Linked DNA regions of Homo sapiens: regions 2 and 3 are each linked to region 1. The links are chromatin contacts, found by Hi-C or POLR2A ChIA-PET in ENCODE. All regions are on one chromosome and are shown on one strand. The core of a region is the stretch at or near the end of the contact, and the rest is flanking DNA. Distances in the headings are between cores, read along the strand shown.

What was found. A loop is a pair of places that touch in the nucleus more often than their neighbours do. ChIA-PET counts read pairs that join two places held with the same protein, here RNA polymerase II (POLR2A). Pooled maps may share reads with other maps.
Region 2: a loop to region 1 is called in a pooled map, with 1.8 times the contacts of the local background. The contact joins two enhancer-like sites. A Hi-C loop is called at or near these places in 7 of 50 pooled maps. POLR2A ChIA-PET finds 5 or more read pairs at or near these places in 2 of 52 experiments (OCI-LY7 and activated T-cell).
Region 3: a map with no recorded cell type shows a loop between it and region 1 (6-fold over the local background). The contact joins two enhancer-like sites. A Hi-C loop is called at or near these places in 16 of 37 single-sample maps with no recorded cell type and 8 of 50 pooled maps. POLR2A ChIA-PET finds 5 or more read pairs at or near these places in 6 of 52 experiments (T-cell, activated CD4-positive, alpha-beta T cell, activated CD4-positive, alpha-beta memory T cell and 2 more).

What each region holds. Positions count from the first base shown.
Region 1 is chr3:187,933,340-187,937,847 of GRCh38, reverse strand. No RefSeq gene overlaps it. Among named protein-coding and RNA genes, the nearest start is that of LINC01991, 41 kb to the left of the region's middle. Within about 2 kb of position 1,832, at least 2 of the 41 ENCODE cell types and tissues checked have a DNase peak (open chromatin) inside an H3K27ac peak, as active enhancers do.
Region 2 is chr3:188,121,049-188,125,556 of GRCh38, reverse strand. No RefSeq gene overlaps it. Among named protein-coding and RNA genes, the nearest start is that of LPP-AS2, 31 kb to the left of the region's middle. Within about 2 kb of position 2,241, at least 3 of the 41 ENCODE cell types and tissues checked have a DNase peak (open chromatin) inside an H3K27ac peak, as active enhancers do.
Region 3 is chr3:187,798,121-187,802,628 of GRCh38, reverse strand. No RefSeq gene overlaps it. Among named protein-coding and RNA genes, the nearest start is that of BCL6, 55 kb to the right of the region's middle. Within about 2 kb of position 2,473, at least 3 of the 41 ENCODE cell types and tissues checked have a DNase peak (open chromatin) inside an H3K27ac peak, as active enhancers do.

The sequences.
Region 1 (4,508 bases), core at 583-3,082:
AAATCTGCATCTAACTTGGATGAACTTGAGTAAGTCATTTCCCTCTGTAGCTCATCATTGCCATCTGAGACTCGAAGGGGTTGGATAAAATGATCTCTATGGTTCCTTCCAGTTTTGTCATTTTGTGATTCTAAAATGTGCTGTCATTCATAGTTCTTCCTGGCAAGGTCTCTGGTGGGCAAAACTAGGGCCAGCTGTAACAGCTGACAACATATCTTTCTTTTCTTTTTCTTTCTTTCTTTCTTTTTTTTTTTTTTTTTTTTTTTTTTGAGATGGAGTTTTGTGCTTGTTGCCCAGGCTGGAGTGCAACAGCATGATCTCGGCTCACTGCAAACTCTGCCTCCCAGGTTCAAGCGATTCTCCTGCTTCAGCCTTTCTAGTAGCTGCGGTTACAGGAATGTACCACCACGCCCGGCCAAGTTTGTATATTTAGTAGAGACGAGGTTTCTCCATGTTGGTCAGGCTGGTCTCGAACTTCCAACCTCAGGTGATTGGCCGGCCTCGGCCTCCCAAAGTGCTGGGATTACAGGCATGAGCCACCACACCCAGCACATCTTTCTTTTCTTGCCAGCACTCAGAAGCTTCACTTCAAATAAACTGTGGGGAAAGTATACTTGATCAAGTACAGTGGACTATGGAATTCAGCAACTAGCATGGCAACCTAGACGGACAAGAGCTCGAAAGCAGTGCTGTGAAATCATTAGTATTGACTTTCTATTTGTAAAATAAATTGAAAACATACCCATAGATGAAGTTTAGAGTAAAAATAAAGAGGGAGGAGAGATTGCTTTGCTTGTTTCACAGTGCTGGCATTGGAACTATGTCTTTATTAAGGCCTCATGCAGAGGGAAGGGACTTGAACTAAACAGACTTCTAACTTCTATTTTAGTGGCATTCTCTTGCTGATGACCTTGTGCTTGTTTGTTTTCCTCTTTGGGCCTTTATTTCTTCCACCTGTTAATAAGCATCTTGGGATAAGACAGTGCCTCTCAAAGTGTAATGTCCATGTGAATCATCTGGAGATCTTGTTAAAATGCTGATTCTGATTCAGCAGGTCTGAAGTAGGGCCTTGGGATCCTCAGTTCTAACACGGTCTTTGCTTCTCCTTCAGTCATTGAGAAGCAGAGGCTAGACAGTTTTTAAGTCCTTTTCAGCTGTGAACACTCCATGTTTCAAATAATCTCCCAACACTAGAGTGAGAAGCAGAATAGGAAGGCCTCTCTGGATGGAACATCATCTATATTAAAATGCCTTTTTGTTTTAGACAGGAAAGAATGGAATTCCTAAACTTGGGCTTAAGCAAGAGGAAAGGAAAGCACTGAAGGGGACATTTACTGTGAGGTCTGAGGTGGTTCCAAAAGGTATTAATGCTTGGAAGGAAGGAAGAAAAACCAGGCAGAAAGTTGGCTTGAGGCAGGTATAGAAGTCAGGGAAAAACAATCCACAAAAACCAGTGGTGGTGGTGTTGGAAGTGGTCATAGGAAAGTAATAAAGAGTTTTAATGCTAATTCTCCAGAGATGCGTGATTGGCCTTGTGTTTTGTAGATATTGTCCCACAGTCCATTATGGCAATCCTACAAAGCTGCAGGGGTGCAGCAATGCTGTCTCCACCATAAGGCAGAACTAAGTGGAGAGAAAGGAGGGACAATCATACGGAGAGGGAGGGGAGCCTCTTGGACCCTACAGAGCCTTAGCTCCGACACCCCAGTAAGGGGCTGGAGCCTGCTCTGCATCTGCTGTGGCTCTCCCTGGGTCACCCACCGGAGCCGCCGTGGGCAGTGGTATGGGGGAAGGAAAGTGTCTCAGCACAACCTCAGTTTCACTTCCTGCCTCAAAACACAGAGAGTCATTATATAAATATCAACCTCAGCAGCTGCTGCCCTCATCCCTCTTCTCACTATTACTCCCGAAGCTCAGCTCACAGCCAAGGCGCCTGCCAGGCCTCTCACTTTCCCCTGATCCCACGGCACTTGCACCAGGCCCGCCAGGTGGGTGCCTGGGGCAGAAATGAATCACAACTGCTCTCTGGCCCTCCAGCCAGCCATACCCAGCAGCCCTTGCGTCGCTGAGCAGGGGAGGTCGTCCTGACTGGTAGCCCACGTTAATCAAATTAAACCTTGTTCACAGACGTGACAGGCAGTCAGCCCATCCGTGGAGGCCGCAGAATGCACCGTCAGCACTCATTGCTGCTAGAGGTGGGGCAGGAAAGAACGCAGCATGTTTATATGTATATATCATAAAATGTTCTATTAAATTAGCTAAAATCACCAAAACTTTCAAAGGTGTTTTAAGTCAGGAAGCAGTGTGGTAGGTATAAAGAGTGGTCTGGAATGAAAGACCAAGAATGTGTTAGTCTCTCTAGTATGAATGAGTAAAATCTTTTTCTAATCTCCAATCATAAGAACTCCTCTTTGAACTTTGGTTCATTTTTCTTTATTTTCTTTCTAAAGATGTTACTAAAAGAACAAACAAACAAAGAAACAAAAACCCAAAAGGCAGGCCTGTCACATGATCTCCCTGATCCTCAAGTTTTTCATCTTTAAAATAATGACATGAACCTGCTTCTCTTCCAGGGTTGTGCAAGGAACATGAGATATGTGAGGTTTCCTTCTCTGCCTATTGATCACAATGGTTGACATGTTACTCTGTGTGTGTGTGTGTGTGTGTGTGTGTGTGTGTTATAAGAGAGGTTAGCAAAATGTAAGCTGTTATTCCGAGCTATTATAATTACTGATACCTTAACCATGTTGCAGCCATGGTCATGTTAGAAGCGGAAGAGCCCGGGCAAGGACTGGTAATATGGCTTCTCTGGGTCCTTAAAACAGTCAATGGAAAGCAATGTTTGGGAATCTCATCACCTGTGTGTTACTCAACTGATCAAACATTGTTAAAATATGCTCATTCTCCCACTTGATCAACTTGCGACCTAATTAGATATTTGTGATTTATTATTAAGCAACAAAAACAAATTACTAAGCAGTTTTTCAGTGCAAATCCATTAAAAATTTATTTATAAGCTTTAGAAAAAAGATTTTAAAAAGATGATGGATATTCACCAAAATGTTAACTACTGGCAATCTCTGGGAGGAGGAATTTGCATGGCTTAAATGTCTTTCTTTGTACTTTTTAAAATCACCCAAATTGGACAGGATTAACATCAGAAAAATTGACCCCTCAAGGAACACAGAGGTTAAGTGCTGTTAGCTTTTCCTTTTCCCTAAACACACATGTTGGTGTCAAATGAAGGGAAATTCAAGGTGAGAGAGCCAAAGCAGGCCACCGGGGGGTCCAAGTAAAGACTTTTTACTGAATGAGGGTCTAGAATTATTTATTTATTTTATTTTTATTTATTCATTTTTTTTGAGATGGAGTCTCGCTCTGTCCCCCAGGCTGGAGTGCAGTGGCGCAATCTCAGCTCACTGCAAGCTCCGCCTCCTGGGTTCATGCCATTCTCCTGCCTCAGCCTCCCCAGTAGCTGGGACTACAGGCGCCCAACACCACGCCCAGCTAACTTTTTTGTATTTTTTAGTAGAGATGGGGTTTCACCATGTTAGTCAGGATAGTCTCGATCTCCTGACCTCATGATTCGCCCACCTCGGCATCCCAAAGTGCTGGGATTACAGGTGTGAGCCACCGCGCCCGGCCGAGTTATTTGTTTTTTAAAATCTGTTTTTCAAGAGAGAGTGATTGATTTCTATGTTTGTCAGTCTTTCAACCATTCATCCTGTAATCATTTACTCACTTGGTAATCAAAGTTATTGGGTGGTTACGTAGGACAGAAAAAGGGCATGAATTAGCTGTCCAATGATCAGGGTTCAAGTTCTGCTACCATTTTTCTGAAGCCGTGAGCCCTTTGTCCATTTGAGCAACATGAGGCTCACTCATATGTAAAGTGGGGCTCATGGTGAACATGAAAGCTCTGAGAACTCCACAGTGCTGGGTAGAGAAGGAGTTTCTGTGACATGCAAGCCACTGAGCTAGAAATCTGAGATAGAAAGATAAGCCATTGATACAGCCTGTGCTCTCAAGAAGCTTACACTTGACTGGTCTGCTGGCTTAATGCTGAATCCAGCAGTATGGGGCACACAAAGAATCTCTTAGGTGGAATCTAGGAATCCTGGGTTTGGGGTCAATCTGAGCCACTGACAGGTTGTGTGACCATGAACCACTCACGTTCCCCCTCTGACTCTCGGATTTCTATCTGTCCCATGAAAGAATTATTAAGCCTGATGATCTCCAAGGCATTTTCTAGCTTAGACATTCTATGGAATGAGTGAAAATCAGGCAAAATTTGAAACATGTTAAAATATCCATCATGAGCCCATATGTGTCATATGCTGGTTCCTATTTGAAGAGCAAGGACATGGGAACATTTTCGGCTTGAGGCAGTACTGGCATTCCAAGAGGCAGTTCCTGGCTCTGTCAGTGCTGTTCTTCAGCTGGAAGCTCTGTTTCTCTGCTTAGCTTCTGTCACATCATGATAGAGAGAGAGTCTTATCGAAGAAGAC
Region 2 (4,508 bases), core at 992-3,491, 190 kb before region 1:
TTTGACATAGGACATTTTCAACTTATGATGGGTTTATCAGGATGTAAACCCATTGTAAGTCAAGGAGCATCTGTATAGTGAAGTGATGATCTTAGAACGGACTTAGGAGACTAAAAGCATGAGCTGGGGTAGGAGACAGGATCTATAGTCAATGTCATGTATCAGGAACAATCTGGCCCATGTGTTAGTGCTCTGATCTGCTTTAACTGCAAATGTTTCCTCCATCTGCACCTCATTTTCTAAAGAATCAAAGTCCTAGGAGGAAGTACAGGATTGGCCAACCTCAGGTCATGTGTTTCAGACTGGGCAAATGTACAGGTCAGGAGTCTTGCTCTGTCACCAGGCTGGAGTGCAGTGGCACAATCTCAGCTCACTGCAATTTCTGCCTCCTGGGTTCAAGTGATTCCCCTGCCTCAGCTCCTGAGGAGCTGGGACTACAGGCGCACACCGCCACACCTGGATAATTTTTTGTATTTTAGTAGAGACGGGATTTCACCATGTTGGCCAGGATGGTCTCGATCTCCTGACCTTGTGATCTGTCCACCTCAGCCTCCCAACATGCTGGGATTACAGGCATGAGCCACCACGCCCAACCCAGCCCTTCTTTTTCTAAAGGAGTAGCCATAAAGACTTTGCCAGTGAACCCTCTGAGTGCATCCACAGATGGCTCACTGTTTTGTAACCTAAAAGTGCCTGTGCAGACTACGTGCCCATGGCCTGCCTCTGGGACAGATACATAGTTGTTTTCCAGAAGACTGTTTTGGAAAGATGAAGAAATGAATTCTGCCATCAAATCCAGTTGTATCTTTCAGCTTGTTAATGCCACATAGAGCTTTATGCTTCTATTACCTGCACTAAAACACACCAGTGTCACTTAGTGAACTTTTTAATTGGCTTTTTAAAATAGTAATGTAATCAGGCTCCTCATGCACAAAAATCTGCAGACGGGCTGAAAGGGAAAATGTGAATCACAGTTTAAATACATGCTTTTCGACTGCTTTGTAAGACAAACAGATGTATTAATTAGCACATACTTTAGGGTATGTTATATACTTAAATGGAGGAAAGCGAACAGAATATCATCTCACCAGAGGCAATAAAGATTTGAGCTCTGACCCTAGAAACAAAATGGCATCTTGTTTTCAGAAATGCCTAGCTGTGAGAACAATGAGTCAGGGGCTTAGAGGAATGATCTCTGGATTTATGTAACAAGAAGGCTCTTGTTCAAGTGGTATATAAGAACTAGACCACAGCCTTAGTAATGTGGGGAAAGCCTTTTAAAGTAGATCCATATGAAGAAATTCAGTAGTCACAGAGCTAAGACATTTTCAAAGGTCTTTAGTAACAAAATTGTGCTAATGCCCAGGACTTAAGAATAAAAAGATTTAGACTGAAGGTAGAGGTGAGTCCTTGGTGTGCATTGTATTATGCTAAGTGTTATTGAAATAATTTAAAAAATGGCAGGGTCTGTACCATGTAGGAGATGACATTGAAGGGATCACATGGACATAATTATGGATTTAATGCAGCATATTTTTTAATGAGAAATTAGTGTTTTGTTTTTTTTTAACTGAAAGATCAAAAGAACTCTTTTCCTTAGAAGGAAGAAAATGTGATTCTTCCTTTTCTTGACCTTTTATGGCATTCATTCTTGCCCACCTTGGGCAGTTATTTTTGTATAGGTCTTGTCTTACTGGACTTCAAGAATGAGATAAAGGAAAAAGGACTATGTCTCATTTCTTTCTACTCCATCCCACACATAATGCTTCCCTAGTACACAGAGAATTCTCTGTATGTGTGTGCTGAATGAATGAATCATCAAAGTCAGTAAAGAAGACATAGGGCTCCTTCAAGTCCAGAAAGAATCTTCCCGTATCACTTTAGACGAAACTGTGTGAACTTGGCAAGTAAATGCACCTCTCTGGGGCTTCCCAGTAAAATGAAATGATGAAATGTTGGTAAAATAGGGAATGGTAAATTGGTTTCAACTTACATGCCTACTCAGTCAATTTCTCTGGACTCTAAGTCTGGATGCTCTTTTTGGCCGGATTGCACACTTCTGATATGAGAAGGCACGACCTTGCCTGGTGGGAAAGAAAGTGGCATATGGGAGCATTGTGTCTATGTCCTGCTCATCTGTAGGTTGCTGTATCTACGTTGTTTTAGAGAATGAGGAAGGAAATGACTTGTGAAAGTACAACATTAACAGAATGCAAACATTGTGACAGTCTTCACCTGACCTTTGATGTAGATATTTTCTTACCCTTTAGAAGATTTCCTAAAAGAAAAGCCATGTTTATCCAGTGCTCAGGTGACACTGAGCAGAGTAGGCTGTGGTATACGCTGGATTTCCAAATGCAGGCTGATGGAACCTCATGCTTTCACTGATAAGAACCACCTAAAATGCTTGTTTTAGGTATGGCTTCCTGAGTCCCACCCTACAATAAATTAATTAAAATCTTGAGACTAGGGTTCAGGAGGAATATTTATGCTAAGAAAATTTTCCAAGATGATTCTGACATGAAGCCAAAATTGGAAAGCACTGTTTTTCATGGCTGAATCATAGTCCAAAAGTATCTGAACAGGGTGAAACAAACATGATGAAATGTCAGAGACAAATGTAAATCCCTTAACTTTACAATAACAAGAACTGGGAAAACCTAGGCCGACAGCAGCATGTGTAATACAACTGCAGCTTCAATATTTGGTTGCCTGTAAGCTCTGGCTGAGCCAACTCTGAGATACAGCTTACCAAAACAGCGACAGTGGTGTTAGGCTGAAGGCATAGGAATATAATGACGAAGCAAAAGACAGCTCTCTTTCCTATTCTGTAGTTTCAGAAGACAGCTGCATTGTGTTCTTGATTTAGTAGGGGTAATTGTTATTTTTAGTAGCAATATAGAGTAGCTGTAGTAGTAATAACAATCCTTTATGCAGCACTTCATTATTTATAAGTTTATATTCAACATTTTATCCGCCCTAAATAAAAACTTCAATTTAGCTGTGTTATGCAATAGAGCCCATTGGTGGACACACTACTCAAACCTACATCTTTTATCCCCCAAGTCTCATGTCGTGTTTGGCAATGTGGAGAATTTACAGGCCAGGAGAGTAAGATAGCCGAAAACCATGCCATCAGAAAAAACAGAGTTCCTTACCCAGAAGAAGACTTCATAAGGCCTTGCCTGTTGTCACCGAAGGCCTGGTGGGTTTCCACAGGGAAGAGAGGGCAGACTTGTCACAGGAGGCCTCAGAGGACAGAACTTGACCAATGGTAAAAGTTACAGGGAGACATACCTTGGCCCACACCTTGACCCAAAATATTTCTTAATCATCAAAGTCCCCGAAAGATGAAACAGGCTACCTATAGGGAGATTTTGGAAAACTATGTACTAGGAATGGATGGGGAAGAATTTGGGGTGGGTGACTTCAGAGGTCTTAGAAGGGACCCTGAGTTGTGCAACCTGGGCCCATGCAACCTTCTGATGATTAGGGCTGCTGAAACAGCAGGGCTGAAGGCAGGAGTAGTGGGATAGAATGGCCTCAGGTGTGGGAAGCTGCCACTCTGCACCCAAGTGACTGAGAGCTTCACCTGTTTGCCCTGTGACCTGCACTGGAGAACCTCATACTTTAGCCTTAGCTAGCACATTGGGAGCAACCTGATATCCTGTATGCTTTGGGGAACCGCAGCCTTTCTCCTTTTACATGTGTTTAGTGAGCCTTGATTTAGTCGTAGAATTACAGATTTCTAGAGCTTAGAGCCAACTCAAAGACCACTTAGAGGTCATTTGGCCCAACCTGGCCACATTATAGACAGGGAAACAGACAGTTAAATCTGTGACTTAAATTATAAACACCATTAAAAATTAGAGTTAGAGGCCAGGCACAGTGGCTCGCACCTGTAATCCCAGAACTTTGGGATGCCAAGGTGGGAGGATAACTTGAGGCCAGGAGTTCTTGACCAGCCTGGCCAACATGGTGAAACCCCATCTCTACTAAAAATAAAAAACATAGTCAGATGTGGTGGAACATGCCTGTAATCCCAGCTACTTGTGGGAGGCTGAGGCATGAGAATTGCTTGAACCCAGGAGGCGGAGGTTGCAGTGAGCTGAGATCGTGCCACTGCACTCCAGCCTGGGCAATAGAGCAAGACTGTCTCAAAAAAACAAACAAACAAAAAACAAATAGAGTTACAAGAGAACCTCAGGCCATGCCCCATCTGGCCACACCCCTTCATTTTCCTGAGAAAAGGAGTGATTAACTAAGATCACTAAATGAGAGATGGCATGGCCAAGACTGTAGCCCCGTCCCTTGTCTCTCAGTGTGATGTTCCTACTGCTGACACGTTTCATCTCCTCTTTTCCACTGAGGACCTGTTCCTTCTGTCTCTTCCACTAGGGAAAATACCCTCTGCTTTGGGATGCAGGGAGGCTGGAGCTGAGCTCACAGGGGGCCAAATCTGTCCCTCTATGCCACAGTGCCACCTTCTCTGTGAGCCTGGCCTCAAG
Region 3 (4,508 bases), core at 1,224-3,723, 140 kb after region 1:
GACCTTTCTTACCTACTACGGCCCAGGTGAGTATGCAATGTGATAGAGATACCAGCAAAATGCTATGGGGCTTAGAGGAAGCCGAGATTAACTCCACTCTGGAGGCAGAATTCTTTGGGGAGGTAGCGTTTGAACAGACTTCGAGGGACAGATGGCATTTAGATAGCAGAAAGCAAAAGAAGAGTGAGCTGAAAGAAAGAGGAGGGCAAAGGGAAGTGGGTTGCTGTGCAGTGATGCACTTTTCTGAACTTCAGATTCTATAGCTGCAATGTGAAGTTGATAGCACCACTGGCCCCAGAGGTTGCTGTGAGGATCAAGCGGTGCACCCAATAGCACAGCTAATATTTACTTCACACCCACTGGGTGCCCACAGTCACATAGCTAGCAGGAGCAGGGCCAGGAGATACATCCAGGGCTCAGAAGGAAAGCCGTTGATTGCTATAGTATAGTACCCTCAAAGGATGAAAAAGTCGTCCATAAACCACTTTTACAAGTGTAAATTATACTACTCCTTCTAACTTAAACCTGACACTTGGACCCTAGAGTTTTCTTATCTAAAATTCTAGTTTGTTTCTGAGCTTCCTGGATAGTCAGTAGCCTGCTGACCTGGTATCTAGTCTGATTTCCAGGCTGTTACTCTAGATGTGAACACTCTCAGAACTCAAGAGTGGGTTTCAAACTGGAGGACCCAGCCTGATTTGGCCTGGCTTGAGGCATTGGGAGGGCCACTCACCCTAGGTCTGACTGTGACCAGAGCTCCTTGACTTCCTCTCTGAGGAAACCACCAGCATTCAGAAGCCCCTCTTAGTTCTAAAGTTCTCAGCTGCTGAAGACATGAGCCACTTAGATGTCTTCCAGGTTGATGGCCTTGCTGAAGAGAGGCAGCAGCGGGCCAATATACTTCCAGGTATGTGGAAAGCCAAATAAAACAGTCTTGCCTTTGCTTAACACCATGATGCCTTCTTTAGAGGAGACTCATTCTTACTGGAGAAATGCAAGTTAACTCATAGCCCAGGGGAATCAAGTCTTGCAGCTGGTGTCATGGTCGTATTCCCTGAGAATGTTCTCCCTTGTTTGTTTTGAATACTGCTGTGGTGGCATCTGCGATGTCACCATCACCACGACTGACAGAAAAATTATCCTGGAATAAAAGTTCCTTTTCTTTGGTCTCTCAGGAAAAAGAAAAATCTTCAGAGCGATACCACATGTTTGTTCTGTGCCTTTTAGCTTACAGTGTCTTTCACGTAAATTACTTTTGGTCTCCTAACAACCTTGTGGTGATGTGTGTGTGCAAGAGGGGATATGGCACAAAGAAGGCTCATGGAGGAGAGGAATTACTTCCTCTGGATTCATGGGGTCCCTGAGGCTCAGAGAGGTCAAGCAACATGATGAAGTTCACACAGGCCGTCAAAGATAATGCAGGAACTCAGATGGTGGTTTCCTGCCTCCAGACTTCATGCACTTCTAACTTTCTTGAGCGCCCAGGGACACCACATCTTTAGGTCAACAGAAATGGAGGGAGCCTCTTTGTTTGGTTACTATACCTTCTGAAGTCCAGTCTCAGCTACATTCTTTTAAGGAATCCATCAATTTTAGTTGAAAATGCAACAGAGGTGCTGTTTCTCAACTGGGGGCAATTTTGCCCCTGGTGGACATTTAACAATGTCTGGAGACATTTTGTGTTGTCACAACTGGACAGAAGGGAGTGGGTGTCCCTAGTATTTAGTGACTAAAGGTTAGAGATTTTACAAAACATCCTACAATGCACAAGGCAGCCACCACCCCCACCCCCAATAACAAAGAATTATTCAGGCCAAAATGTCTAGAGTGCCAAGGTGGGGAAACTGTGTTGGAGGAAAAACAAAAAACAAAACAAAACAAAAACCCTACCTCCAATTCCCAGATCACCATGCACTTAGAAAGCTTTTCATAATGTCTCATTTCTAAAACCGACTATAGATGTTTTGCAAGCATATTTTTCTCCTATCATAAGGAGGATCTGCTAAATATGTCATAGCTGGAAGGGGAAACTGAGGCCCAGAGAAAAGAGGTGACTGTTCAAGGTCACCCAGCTAATAAATGATGGAGAAAGAACAGGCCCATTCTCCTGCCCTAAGGAGAATGCATTTTCTACTTCATCATGCTAAGCTTTGAGCCATTTTCTGACTCACTGATTCAATAAATGTTGTGATCTGAATATGCTCACTGACACAGACTTGCTTACAGCTTATTCTCACACAAAAATGAGGAGATGTGAAAAAAAAAAATACGAAGACATGTGAAAAAACCCAATGCAATGTGAGAAGAACCTCGTTGATTCTGCCTCAGTTCCCTTGATGTCTTTAGACCCACACCCACGACACAGCTAGCTGCTGGACAGAGGGGCTTTTAGTCTCTTTTTGAAGAGATAAAAGGTAAAAGCTCTCTACTGGAAATGAAACTGACGTCATTGAAGCCCTCAAGTTTCCTTGCAGAAGGCACATTACTGAAAATATCTAAGTTTCTTGGAACTTCAATCTTTTTCTTTTTTTTCTTATTTGATTTTCATAGCTTGTTCTGTTGGTTTAATGTTTGTTTTTCACTCAGCCAGTCAGTGAAACTGGGTTGGTCAGTGAACTTTCTAGGGACTGGAGGTTTCACTTTCAGGGTCTAAAAGTTTTGGTTTGGGCTTTTAAAGCCTTCATTAAGACAATTAGGGTTTAGCATTCCAGGCCAAGAGTGAATTTAAAAGATATGCATGCAAGAATTGCTTAGATAGTATTTATTGAATAGGTTAATTTTGACAAAATATTTATCCAACATGTGCTCTGTATTAGGCTCTGCCATAGGCAACAGAGAAACAGCCCTGAGCAAGACCCAGATGCTTTCTTCCCTCTATTGCTGACAGTCTGACTGGGGAAATTAATCAGTAAATAGTTCTCATCTACCCCTTAAAAAAAAATCCCTTACACTCTATGGAAGACTGAGCTCAAATTTTATTCTCTTACTAGAATATCCTTACCTTTTTTTCTTGGTCAAATTCCTATTCAGTTTTTGGGGATAAAAGCAAACGCCAACTCTCAAAAAAAAAACCTTTAGAAATCTCCCTAGGTAATCAGAAAATGCTTGTTCAGTACATCTTCAACCTCTTCTCCAAATGGTTACAAAACCATTCAGCATGCATTGTGGCCCCTTGTGGGAAAGTGGTGTAGGCTGTTCATTAAGAGGCACCCTTGTTTAAAACTAGATTGTATCACCTGCTGGTGCCTTGAGTAGTTTACTTAGACTCTCTGAGCCCAGTTTCATCATCCGTTGTGAGGATGAAGTATCGCACAGCCTGTGCAGTACCTGGCATATGGCAATTGCTCAGTACAGAGTTAGCCTAAGTGTCAGGCACTAAGCTCTCTGTGCTGCAGAGGATCCAAAAATTCAAGTGACATGGGCACTTCTCCCACAGAGCTCATAATATAGCAAGTAGAAACGTTCACAAAACCTCTGCAAAAGATAGACCACGACATGTTGAGAGGTGACAGCGCGCTGGCAGCCCTCACAGCCCTCGCTCACTCTCGGCGCCTCCTCTGCCTGGGCTCCCACTTTGGCGGCACTTGAGGAGCCCTTTAGCCCGCCACTGCACTGTGGGAGACCCTTTCTGGGCTGGCCAAGGCCAGAGCTGGCTCCCTCAACTTGCAGGGAGGTGTGGAGGGAGAATGTTAGAACATTTATTATAAAAAGTATTGAGGAGCAGATGAACATTAGTTCTGCATGGTGGAGCTGATTATCGGCAAAGGTTCTTAGAAAGGATAGAATTTAAGCTAGAGCACGAAAAGAGGATAGGATCTTTGAGGCAAGTCTTTCAGGCAGAGGAGGAGGGGAAAAAAGTGTATTGGGCATGCCCAGAAGAGGAAATGGCTTACCCCACAAAAGGCAGTGAATGTGAGAGCACTGGGTGTGGCTAAGCCTTTGTGTCGCTGAAGGGTGAGATTTTAGAGGTAGAATAGGTGTGAGAGAAGAGGGTTTGAGATACGGGTGGAATTCAGTATGGGATTATTAGCAGAGTTAATTGGAAAACAGCATCAAATTTTTAAGGGTTTGAAATGCCCAGTGCAATGTTTGGACTTCCCTCTGAGAGCAAAAGGGAGGCACTCATGTTTCTGAGTACAAGGATGGCTTGAATTGATGAGATTCCTGCTATCAAGTTGCTCCATCTGGTCAAGAACAAGGTAGAGAACAAACTGTAAGAGGATGTGATGAGTGAGACACTAAAAGCCTGAAAGAGGAAACCATTAAGGAGCAAGGCTTTAAGAGAAGAAAAGAGGAAACCTAACACCCTGATCATTCCTCCACCATCTTGTGCTCGTCTATTAATGCCTGTCTTCCTCTCTTGACTCTGAGCTCCTTAAGAGCCCAGCACAGTGCCTGTCATTCAACAAAACTTCAGAAAATGTGGATAAAAATAAGAAATTGTAGATAACTTCAGACATAGTAAGTATAGTGGATAGGAAACAAAGAGTGTTAAGGCTAGGAGACCT